Regions from separate parts of the Mus musculus genome. Here region 2 is linked to region 1. A link is a loop called in an ENCODE intact Hi-C map of the cell type or tissue named here. Cell type or tissue: left cerebral cortex. All regions are shown on one strand. Links, peaks and the distances in the headings refer to the core of each region. The heading gives the core; the rest is flanking DNA.

Region 1 (8,332 bases), core at 239-8,238:
TGCAGACAGCCAATTCTCGTCAGCAGGAGCACACGCCAGCCCTTGGGCTGAAAGAATTTGAGATGTTCTTTCATGTCGGCAGCTCTGAACAAAAACCCAAACCCTTTGGCAACAAGATACACTTCTGCCCGGCGTGGTAGCGCACGCCTTTAATCCCAGAACTCGGGAGGCAGAGGCAGGCGGATTTCTGAGTTCGAAGCCAACCTGGTCTACAGAGTGAGTTCCAGGACAGCCAGGGCTACACAGAGAAACCCTGTCTCGAAAAAACAAGAACAAAACAAAAAAGATACACTTCTAATGCCAAGTCAGTCTAGGAACACTGAAAATATATTTGTGCAATAGCTGTGTATGTAATTCTAGAAGAATTTTCTTTACAAAATTAGGGTTTTTGTTCTTTTAAATGAACTTTATTATAAAATGTTGCAAACAACAACAAAAACCAAAATTAATCTGACCCCAAAGACTAAACAGCCCAATGTACTTTTGTACTTTTAGCATAGTCATTCCGAAGCTGTGTAGCTCCATATTGGATTTTATACTTTTACTATCTAGTATATATTTATTTTATCATCAAATATATTTTATGCAATTATCAACCACCAAAACAATAAAATCATTACAGATTTAGAACTCAGGAAACAATTACCTTTAATATTCTTTGATAACTAATTTTTTTAAAAATTATTTTTAATTTTTTAGAAGAGATTCTAAAATCTTATTTTATGTGTATGAATGTTTTGTTTGCACATATGTATGTGTGTGTGCTGCGTGTGTTTATGCCTAGTGGTAAGGCCAACAGAGGGGACTGAAGTCCCTATAACTTGAGTTACACAAAGTTATGACCTGCCTTGTGTGTGCTGGGAAATGACCTCAGGTCCCCTGGCGGAGCAACATGTCTCCAGCCTTTAAACACAGCTTTCTTCTTAGTATTTTAATTATTCATATGTATGTATGTATTTGCATGTGTATATGTGCATGTGAGGCCTGGTGCCTGAAGACCTGAATGTCCTAGAGTGGAGTTAGAGGCAGGTGGGGCCATACCCTTGTGAGTGCCGAGAAGCCAACTCTAGCTCTCTGCAAGAACAGCAAATACGTTTTAACTGCGAGCCATCTCTCTCGCCCTGACAGAGAAAAATCTAAGAGTAAAAATTAAAAAAGAATGCAGGGGGATATATCTTGTGCCAGTCTATGCCCTTCGTTGTACTTCACTGAACATAAAAAAAAAAAAAAAAAAAAAAAAACAAAAACAAAAAAAAAACACTTTAAAAACCCTTAGGGCTGGAAGGATTGCTTAACCACTAACAGCACTTGTTTCTTCCACAGGGCCTGGATTGGTTCAGTTCCCAGCATCTACATCACCAGTGGCTCACAACCATCCATTGGTACACATAAGGTGCACATACATACATGCAGGCAAAGACATTACCGGGAACGGTGACACATGCCTTTAATCTCATCACTCTGGAGACACAGGCAGATCTCTGTAAGTTCCAGGCCAGCCAGAGCTACATAGTAAGACTCTGTCTCAAAAACAAAACAAAACACCCATATGCATAAAATAAACGTATAAAAACTTTCAGCCTCCTCAGCTAGGACTGGGTGTGTAGTTCCGCATTAAAATTATAGGTCCTGAGTCATACCTCTAGTAACAAGAAAAAGGACCCTTAAATTACCCTGGAAGTATTTTCATTAAGGTACCAAATTAATATCTTCCTCTTCTGATTCAAAGTTGACTCACAACAGTAGGAGGAGTCTGGAATTAGAATTTGGAACTCTAGTTTTATCTTCACAAAGATTTATGTGTATGAATGTTTGCCTGCACATACATGTGTGCACCACACGCTAGCCTGGTGCTCAAGAAGGTAAAAAGAGGGTCTAGGATTCCCCCTGGAACTAGGGTTACAAAGGATTGTCAGCCACCACGTGGGTGCTGGGAATTGAACCCAGTATCCTCTGGAAGAGCAATCAATGCTCTCTACTGCTGACCCATCTCTCCAGGCCGTTCGGCTTTTTTTCTTGCTTTGTCAACCTGGTGAGTTCATTTAGACACATAATTAACAATGAGTTTGCTGAGAACTGTGTCACTCGGCAACTTCCCATTCCTACGGTATGTCTGTGCTCTTGGTAACTCCTATGATATTCCTCCACTCCTATTTTGCATAATCTTGTCCACCCTTCAAGGCTCAGTACCCATGTGTACCTTTTCCTGATGGCTGCAGTCTGCGTTGTTCTAGCTAAACCCAGTAGCACTACTATCTAGGTCATTAATGGCACTCACAGTTATTTATTTTTTCTTTTTTTTTCTGCTGTTTGTTGTTAATGGTGTGCAAGAGGGAACCTAAGATCTTCCACTAGTTAGGCAAGACCTCTGCCACACCCCAGCCCAGTGGTGTTCTAATCAGATTTCCATGACTAGGATGTAAGTTCTACAATACAAGAGGAAAGACTTATCAGTATTGCTATTCTCCTTTATATTATAGGAGTTCCAAACTGTGTTGGCTGTTTCTTTAAAAGGAGTCATGATGTGAGAGTTATTAGATTATAAAGAGCTTGAGGGTTTGTTTTTTTTGTGTGTGTGTGTGTGTGTTTCGAGACAGTGTTTCTCTGTGTAGTCCTGGCTGTCCTGGAACTCACTCTGTAGACCAGGCTGGCCTCGAACTCAGAAATCTGCCTGCCTCTGCCTCCTACGTGTGCCACCATGCCTGCCCCCCCCTTTTTTTTTTGAGCTTGAGGATTTTTGTTTTGTTTCGTTTTCCAGCAGCAAGACTGTTACCCAACCTGGCTATTTCTTTTCCCCATACAAAATGCCAGTCACCGAAATGATAGGTTTTGCAAGATAGAATTTATGAGGTGACCAATCATTTGAAAATGGAGAAAACAAGGTCATCTCTGGACCACTTCACCTAAGCTGAGGTTGAGTGATATTTATGGACTGAGGAGCAGGAAAAGGTATTTGGATTAAACTCATCAGATGTAAACATCATGACCCATACAGAAAAGCAGTCAGATGAAAGTACCTAAGCACAAGGAGATTCTAATGAACTTTTACACTCAGACTAGAAGAGCAGGTGGTACTGGGTAGGAAAAAAACGGACGGTCTAAAACTCATCGCTTTACTCTTAATGTTGAACAACACTGACATTTATAGTTAGTTACAGGAGTCATGAAAATAGGTGATAGACATTTCAGGTTGGATGCAGGTTGAGTGTTGCAACTGATGAAGTTTGGTAAGAACTGTAATTTGGAAATTGCTCCTGACATCACAGCACAGCATAGGTGTCTTATCTTCGTTTCCTTCCTGAAAGTTTACTGGAGTCATGGCTGTGTCTCAGTTCAAGTTAGCACACGTTGGATGCGGCAGACAGTGTTTCCTGTCAATTCTTAGAATGTTGCAGAGATGAAAGCAGTAAAATTGGTGTCCAGTCTAAGGATGGAATTTGTGAGCTTAAGCTGAAACTCATACTTGGGTAGGAAGAATAACACTTCCACCACAGGGTACTGAGCTTATTTTGTAACCAATTATAGCTCTCGGCTACTTTTGCTCTTAACCAGGGAAGCATCCCTACCCCCAATTCCATGTCACGGTATTCTTCCACCTTGAATTTATGCCTTCAGAGCTGAAAACAAACCAGAGCCTCTGCTTCATCAGGACCGTGCTGAGACATAGGCTAGTGGACTTCGTACCTGAGAGGCCCTTTGCCCTTGGGCTCTGTTAAAATGATTATTTTGGCCCCATCCAGAAGCCTTAGGTTAGTGCACCGGGTTGGACGAGGCAAGACGGAGTCAGCACACCATCTAGCAATCTAGACAGCCATAGGAGCAGACCGGCCGCTCGCAACAGCTGACGGAGTGGCGATTGCGGAGCCCAAGAAGGCGGCACACGTCGGACCCGCCATCCCGCATCAGCCAGAGCCGCGGCTAGGAAGGAGCCTCATCACGCAGAACACCAGCTCGCCGGCCGCAGGACGGAGGCAGGTGCAGGCCTCAGGAAGGGGAACTGAGCAGCGTTCGTTTGTGCGACCTCGCTGCGGCCACCGAGCACTGGTTATCGCCCCCGCTCGCTACTGGGCTCCAGGACTCCCCCGCCGCGGGCCCCGCCTGGCCGCACCCCGGACTGCGCGGCGTCACAGAGCGCATGCGTGCCGCGGGGGATGCCGGGAGCGCGCATTGGCGGCAGTGGCAGCGACGGCAGTAACAGCGGCCGCTCGAGCGGGGACACCAGCGGGGCGGTGACCGTGTGGGAGGTGGTCTCACTCTTGGGGAAACTGCTAGGGACCGTCGCCGCGCTGAAGGTGGTTCTGTACCTGCTCCGGGTGTGCTTCGCGATGGCCTGGAAATCCGGCGGCGCCAGCCACTCGGAGCTAATCCACAACCTCCGCAGTAAGTGCCACCCCCGCCCGGCGTGGGCCAGGGAGCAGGGCCGGGCCTGGACGCTGTCCCCCCCTGACAATCCGGAACGTTCGGTCTGCACCCCTGCGCCTGCTGGAGGGCGTCGCAGCGCGGTTGCACCGGGAGTTCGGAACGCCGTGCGTTTTTGCAGTCTCCTCTCCCGGGACCTGTCACTCGGCGATGTGGATGGGAAGAGGGTAGTAGCCAAGAGGGAGCTGCTGCGGGTGGGACACGGGCAGTTGCCTCCTCGCAGGCTGCGGGGGACTGGGTGCGGCACAGGTGGCGGGGCTGTTGCTGGAGTCTGCGGTCCCACTAGCGAGGGGCGTGACTTCAGGGTGGGGAAGTGCAGGCTTGTTTCTGGTGACTGGACTAGCACCGAGGGGACACCACCTTCGGCCTACGGGTTCTCTCACTGTTCTCGGTTGATTCCCTGCAAGCTTTCTGTTTTCTGCCTCCCCCGCCCTCTGTTTTTTCCTTTGGAGGGAGATGCTGCTGTCTGATAGCAAGGGGAGGGGAGAGGAGGTTCCGACTATTGCGGTTGCTGGGAGCAGTTTCTCAGGTTGCTGTCCAAAGTATAGGCCCTTGGGGGGGGGGGGGCGGCGGGGGAGCGAGGGATTGTCAGAGCATGCTGCTCCTAAGAGACTTTGTTTGGAGTCTTTGAATCCAGCAGACCATTGTGTGTATAAAATGTTCCAACTTTTTTTTTCAAGAGTGTTCATTGGCTTTTAAAAGCGCGTTTGAAAAGTTTTTTGTTTTGTTTTTGTTTTTTTTTTTGTTTTTGTTTTTTTTTTTTTGTTTTTTTAAAGAATAGCATTTTCTGTAGTCACTGTATTGCTTCCTTTGATGATAGTTTCAGGATAGAATGAATGCTGTGTCACTTTCCTTTCTAAATTGAAATAGTGTTGTTGTCTGGCTCAGAGACCAAGAAGAGCTGCAAGTTCATAACCTCACCCTGATCAGAATTCACAGCTTCTTTTGCCACCAATTTTCAAAAATAATCATAGTCTGCTGGGTGATGTTTTTAATTTTCTTGCGACTTTTCTTTTCTCTTCTTCTTTTTCTTTTTCTTTTTTTTTTTTAAGCCTTTGAGGTATTTATCTTACTTCTCAACTCTATTCATAATCACCGTGAGGGCTGGAACGCTAAACAATGGAATTTTCTCAAAGAATCAATAGTCATCCCCACCCCCACCCCCACCCCCACCCCTCCCAGGAATGCCAATCCCCTTTGCATTAAATGCTGAGATCTATGTAAGGTACAAAAAAGTGAATGAGAGCCGGGTTTGGTGGCGCACTCCTTTAATCCCAGCACTCAGGAGGCAGAGGCAGGCGGATTTCTGAGTTTGAGGCCAGCCTGGTCTACAAAGTGAGTTCCAGGACAGCCAGGGCTATAAAGAGAAACCCTGTCTAGAAAAACAAAAACAAAAACAAAACAAAAAAAAAAGTGAATGAGAGAAATAAGTAGGACATTTGGTACTTAATATTAATCATCACATTTTAAGAATCATAGTTAAATAGACATTAGATGTTAATGAAAGGCAATGAAGTATGTTTAGATAGCTAAATGTTATCAAACTTTGTCAACATTCTCTTTGTAGAAGTATATCTGAAAGCAAATAGATATTTAAACACTGAGGCAATAGTGTAAAGTGTTGTTTATGTTCTTGTGGCTTACACATAAGCCCAGGATTAAGAAATGTTCTATAAAATTTGATAACATGAGCTAAGTGCCTCCTATTGCAGCATAAAACATTCTGAACATGAATTTTGTGACTAGGTAATTTTCCCCCTAAGAGGTTATCACAGTAGACACTTGGCTGTGGTAGACATTTGTGATCTGTCAAGCTTTTAAAGTCTCTTTTGTAGCCAAATTTGTGGTAACCCAACACTAGATCTTTTCCAAGTGGTCTTATTTTTATTTATTTATTTATTTTTAGTTTTTGGTTTTTCTAGACAGGGTTTCTCTGTGTAGTCCTGGCTGTCCTGGAACTCACTTTGTAGACCAGGCTGGCCTCGAACTCAGAAATCCGCCTGCCTTTACCTCCTGAGTGCTGGGATCAAAGGCATGCGCCACCACGCCCGGCTTCCAAGTGGTTTTATAATCACTTTACTGTATTGTATTACTTAACTGAAACTTCTAAGGATACAAAAAATATTTAACATTTATGGATGGTAGATATTTAGTTTTATACTATACATATATAGTGTATGGTATAAACATATATATGTGTGTGTATATATATTTATACATATATATGTGTGTGTGTATATATATATATATATATATATATATATATATATATTGCATGGTAGATATTTAGTTTCATACTAAGTATATAATTCATTAGTAAGAGGAAATTAGAGAATTCAAGCTATTTAGCTTTCTTTAAAAATACTTGGACACTTCTGAAACTTTAAACTTGAGATAATTCTAACTAATCAGCTTATTTTTATTTGTATAGCATTTTATTTTTAAAATGGTATTTACCCATATGAAATTTGCACTTGGCACACAGTTTGAAAATACCTGCTTCTGCAGGGTAGTGGTGGTGCATGCCAGCACTGGGGAGCCAGAGTCAGGTAGGTCTCTGAGTCTGAGGCCAACTTGGCTTACAGAGCAAGTACCCAGGGCAGCCAGGGCTGTGCAGAAGAACCCTGTCTTGAAAAGCAAACAAACAAAATCGAGAAAGAAAATATCTGCTTCTTTCTTTCTTATATATTTTTCTAAAATTTTATTTTTAATTGTGTGGTATTTGAGTTTAAACCTCGTGTCTTAGACATGCCTCCAGAATGAAGGGCTTTTAATTGAAGTCTTAGAAATATGATCAAAAAAAAAAGAAAGAAAGAAAGAAAGAAAGAAAGAAAGAAAGAAAGAAAGAAATGATCATGATGATACTGAAGCAAAGGGACCTCCAAATTGGAAGTGGAGGTTCGAGTTTAATTTTTTAAATTTTTTCTCAAAATGAACTATATGGTTTCCTTAATTTGAATACTGTAATTTGTTGAAATTATTTACTTTCCCTTTTGTACTTGATTTTATAGTAATACATCATTTGTACACTTTGAGAATGTGTGATAGATTTCTTACGATTCGTCGGCTTATGTGTGATGACTGTTCTTTGGTAAGTTTGAACAGTTTCTCTAAAGCTTAAGCAGGCCTTACAGTTGTGGATCACCTACAGAGCTTGTTAGACAACTAGAGCTGGAGACTATAGCTCATGAATTCTTGAGTTGTGCATGTTCAGTTGCAAACCCTGGGACTACATAGACACAGAATTGAAAATACAAGGACACATTCTGCCGCTGTTTCTGCGTTATCAGTTATATATTTTAAAATAACGTTTAAGAAACATTCTGGCCCAGTCTTTTAGAACTCCGTTCATGAATGACTCTGTGCTCAGGGGATTGATGACAGCCAGTTTATTTCTCCTGAAGGCACTCTTGCCAGGGAAGTTTGGGCTACCTACCACCAGAGCCCTAGTTTGTTGGGCTGCTGCAAGGTCGTCACCGTGGCTGTGGATGCCTTCAGCAGTGCCTTCTTGGTTTTCCGGGCCTTCCCTTTTCCTTTGGTTCTATGAGGGGCATGAGATTCCTGCCTGGATTTCAGTGTCATCTTTTAGCATTTAAAATGTTACTCTGGTTATTTAAAATAAGATGAGCAATTTCTTCTCCTTCTCGTCCCAACTTGTTTATTCATAAAAGGGGGAAAATTCAACCCACTTCCTTAGTGTCTGGGTTATGCCTATCTGTGTTTCCTTAGTGTCTGGGTTATGCCTATCTGTGTTTCCTTTGTGTCCTTGATTTCACTTTGCAAATACAATGTTTTGGGATTATCAATCACCCAATGAATACTTGAATACTTTCTCTTTATTTTTTAAAAAAAATTTCTGGACAAGGTCTCCTTAAATTGCCCACGCTAGTAACTGGCCTGTATTGCACGTGTG
Region 2 (8,332 bases), core at 32-8,031, 450 kb after region 1:
AGATGTCCTGAATATAGGATATTTACATTATGATTCATACCAGTAGCAGAATCACAGTTATGAAGCAGCAACAAAATAATTTTATGGTTGGGGGTCACCACCACATGAGGAACTGTGTTAGAGGGTCGCAGCGGTAGGAAGGTTGAGAACTGCTGTTCTAGGTCCTTGAAATTCAGTGACAGCGGTCAGTGTTTCTTTTTTTTTTTTTTTTTTTTTTTTTTAATCAGCTCTTCTGAACATGATTTCAAGTAGTGGAGACAGAGGATGAACACTTGCTGGGCTTGTGCAAAGCTCTGGGTTCCTTTCTAAGCACTGGAAAATAAGTTAACAAAAGGAAGCCTGGTGGGCTACGCTGCTAAAAGCTGCTAGTTTGGAGTCTGAGGCAAAGGATCATCAGTTCATGGTTTACATGGGCCACACACCAAGTTCAAGGTCAGCTTGGGCAATTGACTTAGACCCAGCCTGAAAATAGTCCCAAGGAGACTGGACATCCAGGTTTTTGTTTTTGTTTTTGTTTTTGTTTTTGTTTTTGTTTTTTTTTTTTTCCAAGACAGGGTTTCTCTGTGTAGTCCTGGCTGTCCTGGAACTCTCTCTGTAGACCAGGCTGGCCTCAAACCCAGAAATCCACCTGCCTCTGCCTCCCAAGTGCTAGGATTAAAGGCGTGTGCCACCACTGCCCAGCAAGATTTCTGAATGATCAAAAGAATTCAAATAAATAAGGCTGCATTTATTTCAATGAAAAAAAAATGTTTGAGAGCTTTACCGCCTGGATTATCTGATGGGACGCTTGTGTGTTTAGGGAGATAATTTCATTACTGTGGTGTGAAGCATCCAGGCCCATTGGAGCTGAGCAGAGACAAGCTAGTCAGCAGCCGGGGTAATTTCCCTGACTCATCACTTTGCTGCCAGGTGACATCATAGAGAACACTTGCCCCCTCTGGGATATATGTCTGGTGGAACTCGCAGGATTACTTGCTGTCTTGCAAGCTGAAAGAGAAACAACATGAGTCAATTTATACCTGGGAAAGATGAACTGATTCTAAATAGTCTGATTTGGAAAAGGAACACTGTGACAGAGAGACAACCATCAAGAGAAGGGGCCTTAGGTGAGAGGAGAAGCATTTGAAGCAGCTTTTAAATGGAGTGGCCTTTGAATGCTGCCACATTTCTCTCACTATGGGAAGAGTTTTGAACCGGGAAGGGGCTCGAGTCTTTTTACTCGTGTGTTTACTCAGTATTTATAGTAATAACTTTGTCTCTAAAGTGCTTAGGTCCTACTTCTCAACTAATACCAATAAATTTTGAGAGACTCAAATTATTAATGTGAAACTGATTCCCAAACTCGCTGGTCCATGTCCCCTCTATACCCCCTTGGTCTTTGTCTTCTGACTAAAGGTGACAGAAGAAAACCCTTCCTGGCAAAGTCCCATGATATCCAAGAGTCACTAGCTGTGAGATCTTTAATCTTCTTCATACTCAATTCAGTATGGCAGGAGCATTTACAACATATTTTGTTGATTGAATAAATGACCTAAACACGCAAGGCGGCTGGCCAAGAAAAGGAGATGCAAGGAAACACAGAAGACTGGGTTCTTGTATCCACACTGTAACATATCAAATTCAGTCAAAAGCTTTGTCCATTTCCTAATGTTGGAGGAGCCCTGGCAGCATCAAGGCAGAAAGGAGGAAGGGTGCCCCTGCTGAAGAGTGTGGGTACCAAGGAACCACACCACCAGGGACAAGCAGGAAGAAAACTGGCAAGTGTATAACTGATCGCTTTTGCATATACACCAATTTCCATAGCTGCTTATCTAAAAATCCCTCCTCTTTGATGTGCCAAACTTTCTATGTAAAGTTTACATCTGGGCTGGCAGTCAGCACACCCTAGAACTTTCACAGGCTAACAGCTATAATTAAGGTAGAAGGCCTTATTTACATAGCAATTAGCCTGCAGGACTGGAGGAGTAAACATGTTGCTAATTCATTTAGATAGTTAATTGGTCAGAGATTTTTAACTTGGCTTTCTTTGCATATTCTGCTTATGCGCCGAGTATAGATTGTGTTATCTGTGGGATGAAATTCAGCAAACTGGACTCTGGAACTCCAGCTTTTAATGCAACAGATGCAAAGGAACAAGAGAACATTGTCAAACATCAAGGAAAATTCTACAGCGAAAGCATTTGATAGCATTTGCTCCTCTTTGTGATTCCAGGGGTTATGCAGCCAGATTCATCGTCTTTCAACTTCGTTACTACTGTGTCCCCTTTGGAAGGCAGCACTGTTTATAGATGAATTACTTGCTTGGTCATCTAATCATATAGCTATTTTCGAAACTGTAGGCACAGTTCCCACTGTGCAGAGGTCAAGATGGTTAAGGAAAGACAGATGTCAAAGATCATTTCTTAAAAAGAGGGCAGCTACTCTACCAGGAATTTTCTCATGGCCGGTGTCAAGTTTCTGGGTTGGGTAATTACTCTTGGTTAAAAAAAAAAAATCGCTATTTTTGATAGTTGTACCTCTCCATTGCATAGACGAATTGCTCAGGAAGGCTAAGACAGTGTGTACGCTGTACACCCAAAACACTCACTATACAACAGATAGCTGGGTGCTAGCAGTGATTCTCACGTGTAATAGAGAGCAGCTATCCTAACAGAGGAAATATGAACGCAGTGGTTGGTGCAGGGAAAGCAACTGCGGGTATTTACTGAATCAATAAACACTAGCCACTCCCTTACTTCAGAAGATAAGTAGTTGGAAGGGGAAGATCAGATCCAGCTCAATATACCCCAATAACAAGCAGCTTCCTCCTTGGATAGGGTTAATAGTTGCTCAGGGGAAGATGGAAATCAATAACTATAATTGAAAGAAGACTTCACTAGGGCCAAAAGAGTGTCTGCATGTGTGTGGGAGGGAGGTAAACACCGGTTATAGGGTTTTCCCCAGACCCGCGCTCTGCTTCCAAATTGAGGCTTGTAGTACAGAAAGGGCTTTCCTCTCCCTGTCAGAGGCTGAACTAGGCAAGGTTCTCTCTTTTTTTCTTTTCTTTTTTGGCTCGCTGACAACTTTCGCCTCAGGGTTAATGACTAATCTGAATCGAGCGTTAGGTCATTTTGAAAATATGACTATTACATTATGTCAAAACACAACTCAAAGAGCTGCCATTCTGGTGTTATTAAACCGAAGAGTTGATACACTGTAGCGGCCTTGGAGCAGTGGCACACCGCCATCCATTTGTCCAAAACACACACAACTGGCCTACTTTAGGAAACTTAAAAGGCTGAATAGCTAAGGCGAGATTGCGACTCGAAGCTTTTAAAAACGAGAACAGACACATCTCAAACCAACACACAAAGACAAAAAAACCTGTTTACAGGATTCAGCTGCCACTAAGCTGGGACCTCTTCGGAGCCAAGCGGCTCTCCAGGACTCAGGCTGCAGCTCCAGCCCACCCCTTGAAGAGGAAAAGTAGATCCCTGGCGTCCGGAGCTGGGACGTAGGAGGGAAAGAAACCGGAGTCTACGTCATCGCGGCCCCGCCCCTCTCACGTGTTGCTCCCGCTCCGCCCCGCCCCCTCTCTTATTCCGGCAGCGCCGAGCGGAGCAGAAACTTTGCAACCCGAGCGCGCACGCTCCGCTTTTTTCCTCCGCCCGGGCGGCCCGCGACGGTGGCGCAGGAGGTGGGACCCACTGGCGGGAAGGCTCGAGGCGGGGGCGCACGCGGAGTGGGGACCTCGGGGACGGACACCGCTCGCAGGAGCCGCGGAGGGCCAGCCGACCTAGAAGTTCCCGGCCAGAAGAGTCCCACGCCAGGGCAGCCCCGGCCTGGGGTTTGAGGTTGCAACCTGCTCCCGCTGCTGCGGTGGTTGCGGAGAAGCAGCTGTAGCAGAGAGCGGCGTCGGGGGAACTGCATCTGGACAGCGGTAGCTGCGGGGAGCAGCCGTACGGGACATAGCTGTCCCGTGCGCAGAGACCCAGGGCCGCGCTTCCCTCGCAGAAACCGCAGCGCGATGGCCCGCTGACTGCGGCCATGCAGGCTTGAGCGGACTCCCGGCACACGCAGGGGACAACCACGGGCGCAGGCTGCAGGACTCCTGTCGATTGCCTAGCCCAGCGGACAGCGAAGCTGCTTACCATGGAGCCCGTGACCAAGTGGAGCCCCAAACAAGTGGTGGACTGGACTAGAGGTGAGCGAGCCGTGGAGGACCCCCGCGCCCTACAGCCGGGGAGATGGGGCGGGCCAAGAGTTGGGCACTGGAGTGCTCTGCCCCTCCTGCCGGCGACAAAGCAAACTTCTACTGAGCGGCTTGTGCGTCTCTTTCTGGTGCGCCTGCTCCGATCGGTTTCTTTCGGTGGGGGTGCGCGTTGACTGCAGCCGACTGGACACCTATATTTAAGTCAGGGAGCTATGGGATGGCCTTTCCGTGGAAGATTGGCTGGGAATGTGGGGCTTGGGATTTGGCGCCAGGGCACTCTCTCTGCCAGTTCGGGTACGGTGGACTTGCTGCCTGTAGCCAAGCGCAGAGGCACAAGGCGTCTTTGTGTGGGTGACTGCCCCTGGCCCTGGATCTAGTAAAGGCTGCGGGCCCAGAGCAGTTCGCGGGCGTGACCTGGCAGTTGGGCAGGTAGACGAAGGCTCCTGCGGCCAGCCCAGCCTGTTTGTTTGGGTTGGAGAGGGCGAACGGGCTTTCGCGCCTGCGAGGACCCTAGCGCCAGGACTCCCGCAGAGGCAGGGACTCAGCTCTGGAGGCGCCAGGACCCCCAAGGGCGCAGCGTTTTGAGGCCAGTTAAGCACTGAGAGGGAGCCGAGTGTCTGGACTACAGTCTGGTTCTGTACAGTACTCGGGAAGAGGAAACTCAGTGGGTGCTGGACGGTGTAGCAGGAGTGGAAGGGTCCCTGTTACTTTATCTTGTCTCTCCCGTGATTGCTAGGGATAGTTGCTAGAGTTACTCAGCTCTCTTTGACCTCTTTCAATAGTACAAAGTTTACCGAAATCAACCAGTGGAATCTCAGGGGTCCCACCTCCTCACTTCAACATCTGTTTCAAGTTATCCACCCCTGCTCCCAAACCCCCATTGGTCTTCCAGGTGAAGACTTGGCTAAGCACTCTCTCTCCCTTTGTTTTTGTTCGTCTCAGTAGACGTGAGTAGTCAGTGATGCTGGTGTGTTCAGATTATCTTTCAAGCTGCCCTACCCGTCTGTGACAATGGAAACCCCATCCTGTCATTTCTCAAGCCAGTGTCTTATATAGGTCACTGGAAAGGGGCTGTCCAGGTAGTGAAGAGTCTGGTGTATGTCTGATTATCCCTGGCTTCTGGAGGAAAACACAGAATACTGTCTTAGGAAGTAGGTTTTTTCTATCGGCCAGACTTTTCCAGGACTCTCAAAGTAAAGCCATGGGAAAAAGGATGACTACATAGGCCTGAGTGACTCTGGCTGAGTGAGCAGTAAAACATGGTTAGCAGCAGTAGACTTAAGTTATTTTAAGCCCCTTCCCTTAACTTGAAGTGTAACTTGTACTGAAGACGGTACCAGGTGCTCCAGCTAGCTTGCTGAGAGGAAGCAGATGGCTTGCTTGACTACCATGGAGGGGTCCTCAGAGCCTGCTGAGCCAGTAGCTACATTTACTCTCAAGTCCTTGACATGTGGCTGATTGTTATTGCCAGGTACTAGGTATGCAATGCACAGGGTGTCTGGAGACTCAGTGTGAAGAAGGAGTAGAAAATATTAACGATTTTCCTACTTATTACATATCGATGAGATGGTATTTTGAATAAAATATACTACTAAAATTAACTCCAACTGTTTACTTTTTATTTTCTGAATTAGGGCTTCTACGTTTAGTGGTAACATGGCTCAGGCTTATGGCTCATATTCTATCTTTGTTTATGGTACTGTTCTAGTCTCATGAAGAGGTGTCAGAGGATCACGCTGGCTTTCCTGTGGCTCTGCCAGACTTGATAAGGTAACAGAAAAATGGTTAACAGGCACACAGGAGAGAGAGAGAGGCCCTCTCTCCCCTTTGTTTTTTCCTTCATTTCTCTTAGAAGGGAGAAAAATGTTAATTCTCATCCTATTATTGTCATTGATTTAAAAGGAAGAAATGTTAAAACACATTTTGGGGTACCTTTGGCTTTAAGGCTTGGTTGAGGATACTTTCATCTAGGAAAACTCTTGTGCTGCCCTGAACGAGCAGTCGTGGTGGTCGAGCTCAGGACCCCGGATGTTCACTCATTTTAGGTTACATACTGTGATGGCAACATCCAAGATTGGCCTGGATGCTTTGCATTAGAATCTTTAAATACATACATACATACAAGAAGTAGGTAAGTTAAAAGGTGGAAATTATTTGTGTTTCGATCTCCAAATAAATAAATAAGTGTACTTGCTGAACTCTTGAATGGAAGAGGCCATGTTCTTCCAGCTTTCATGACTTATTACGTGAAGGTTTCTTGCTATCATGCTGCATGGGTACTGACCTTGTAATAAGTGGTTGACAGTTGTCTGCTTCGCGGGTTGTTTTTAGCTGTCTCTGCTAGTCTCTCAGCATGGCTCCCACTTTGTAAACTACATCCCCAGGAAAAGCAGCTTGTCCTACACATGTCACCCTTGCCGTTCTGTGACTGTCAGTGTGGCAGTGAGGAGCACTGTCAAAAGCACCAGCTATAATCAGCCACATCTATAGACCGTGCTTATGTCAATATTACAGAGCCATGTCCAGAATGCATGCACGGTGCTGGGTAAACACAACCCATCTGGCTTTTATTATTAACTTTTGGCTACATCATCGAGGGCTTTACCATGACATGAATAGGTGCCTAGTAAATATTAACAGTCTCAGGCACAGAGTTGGGTATTAGGTAAGCATCGGCTCATTTTAATATGTACTATCACCTCTGAGGCAGGAACCGCTATCTCATTCGCCACTTGAGAAAATCAAGGCATGGAGATGCTCAGCCGCTTGGTGAACAGTGTTTGACCAAGGTGCTTAGATGCTGTTTTATACATTTTCCCAGGATTTTCTTCCCAGGGCAATGCGCAGAACACACCAAGAACCTTTGGCACACTTAGGAGTAGGCCCACAGTGTCCTCATGATGTAATTTATTAATATCCTGTGCTGGTGGAGGAGCCATCAGCATACAAGTATGTTATTCTACATGGTCTCAGAAAGAAAACATGAGATGACAGGTATCCTATTTCATTGTACCTGTCCAGCCAAACAACTTGGCTAAAGTTTTTTGTTTTTGTTTTTTTTTTTAAACAAATTTTACAACATGTAGAGGCAGCCCCACAACAGAAAGCCAGTGGGCTAAGCAACTGTGAGTTTTAGTTTTCTCTTGTATAAGAGTGAGGTTGGGCAGCCCAGGAGTTTTTGTCATCCTGGCCTCAATGTGATGTATATGTGGTATAGCATGTGCTGTGGTCCTTCAACATGGACGACTGTTCTATCCCAGGTTCTTCCTGCATCAGGCTGGGAAAACAGGCTTAGTATCAAACCCAGTGACAGCTCAGACTCTTTAGAAAGTTCCCTGTGAGGGGTTGGGGCGATGGCTCAGTGGTTAAGAGCACTGGCTGTTCTTCCAGAGGACTAGGGGTCAGTTTCCAGCACCCACATGGCAGCTCACAACTGTCTGTAACTCTAGGGAATCCAATACCTCACACAGACATACATACATACATACAGACAGACAGACATACCTGCAGGCAAAACACCAATGCACATTAAGAAAAAAAAAGTTCCCTGTGAAATCTATTCTGGTCTCTCTTAGTTATCAGAATGGTCCCATGACCACTTAGGCTGGAGAGGACGGTGATTGCCTTTTGTGTACATATGTGGTGCTGGGAATTGAGCCTAGGGTCTCACATATGGTAGGCAAGTGCTCTCACACTGTGCCAGACTTTCAGCACCCAGTTGGGAACATTGTAGCAATAAAAAAGTTGGAATCTGGTGGCTAGGAAGGAAGGGAGTCTAGATAGGCAGTGCCAGTGTCTTATCACATGGTACTGAACATGGGCTATAACCTACAGTCATAGATGTACTTCAAGTAGGACACGAGTCACTTTCCTACTTACAGGCCAGCTCTGCTGTAGAAATGGCGTTATGTTTTCATTTCTCTTGAGTATCCTCAGGTCAGAACCTTAAAATAGACGAGGCCTTTGTCCCAAAGCTTGATTTAAATGCTAGCTTTAGGATGCACTTTTGCCCACAGTTATGTCTTCTGCTTTCACTGTTGAGCAATGTGGTCAAGAAGGAAAACACTGCTTTGCCCAGCCTCCCTGTCCTTCCCTTGGCTGTGATCAGCTAGAACTGGCGGCTTCCAGTCAGTGTGGTAG

What was found. Peaks named below come from ENCODE experiments on the same cell type or tissue, not always from the same donor. Only the 100,000 strongest peaks of a DNase experiment are listed, where the experiment ranks them.
Region 2: a loop joins it to region 1, with 6 times the contacts of the local background. A loop is called at or near these places in 2 of 42 quality-filtered maps.

Annotation. Positions count from the first base shown.
Region 1 is chr10:7,659,123-7,667,454 of GRCm38, reverse strand. It overlaps Pcmt1 (protein-L-isoaspartate (D-aspartate) O-methyltransferase 1), which reads left to right and starts at 3,847. Exons shown (of 8, transcript NM_001347228.2): 1 at 3,847-4,380. The coding sequence starts at 4,152. It overlaps A630066F11Rik (RIKEN cDNA A630066F11 gene), which reads right to left and starts at 4,084. Exons shown (of 1, transcript NR_030698.1): 1 at 2,832-4,084. In left cerebral cortex, for the core only: no CTCF peak of the experiment used is centred there; DNase peaks (open chromatin) are centred at 3,841 and 4,110; H3K4me3 peaks cover 2,559 bases; H3K27ac peaks cover 1,988 bases.
Region 2 is chr10:7,207,483-7,215,814 of GRCm38, reverse strand. It overlaps Cnksr3 (Cnksr family member 3), which reads left to right and starts at 3,578. Exons shown (of 13, transcript NM_172546.2): 1 at 3,578-4,183. The coding sequence starts at 4,132. In left cerebral cortex, for the core only: a CTCF peak has its summit at 4,276; DNase peaks (open chromatin) are centred at 3,542, 4,329 and 4,497; H3K4me3 peaks cover 2,573 bases; H3K27ac peaks cover 1,802 bases.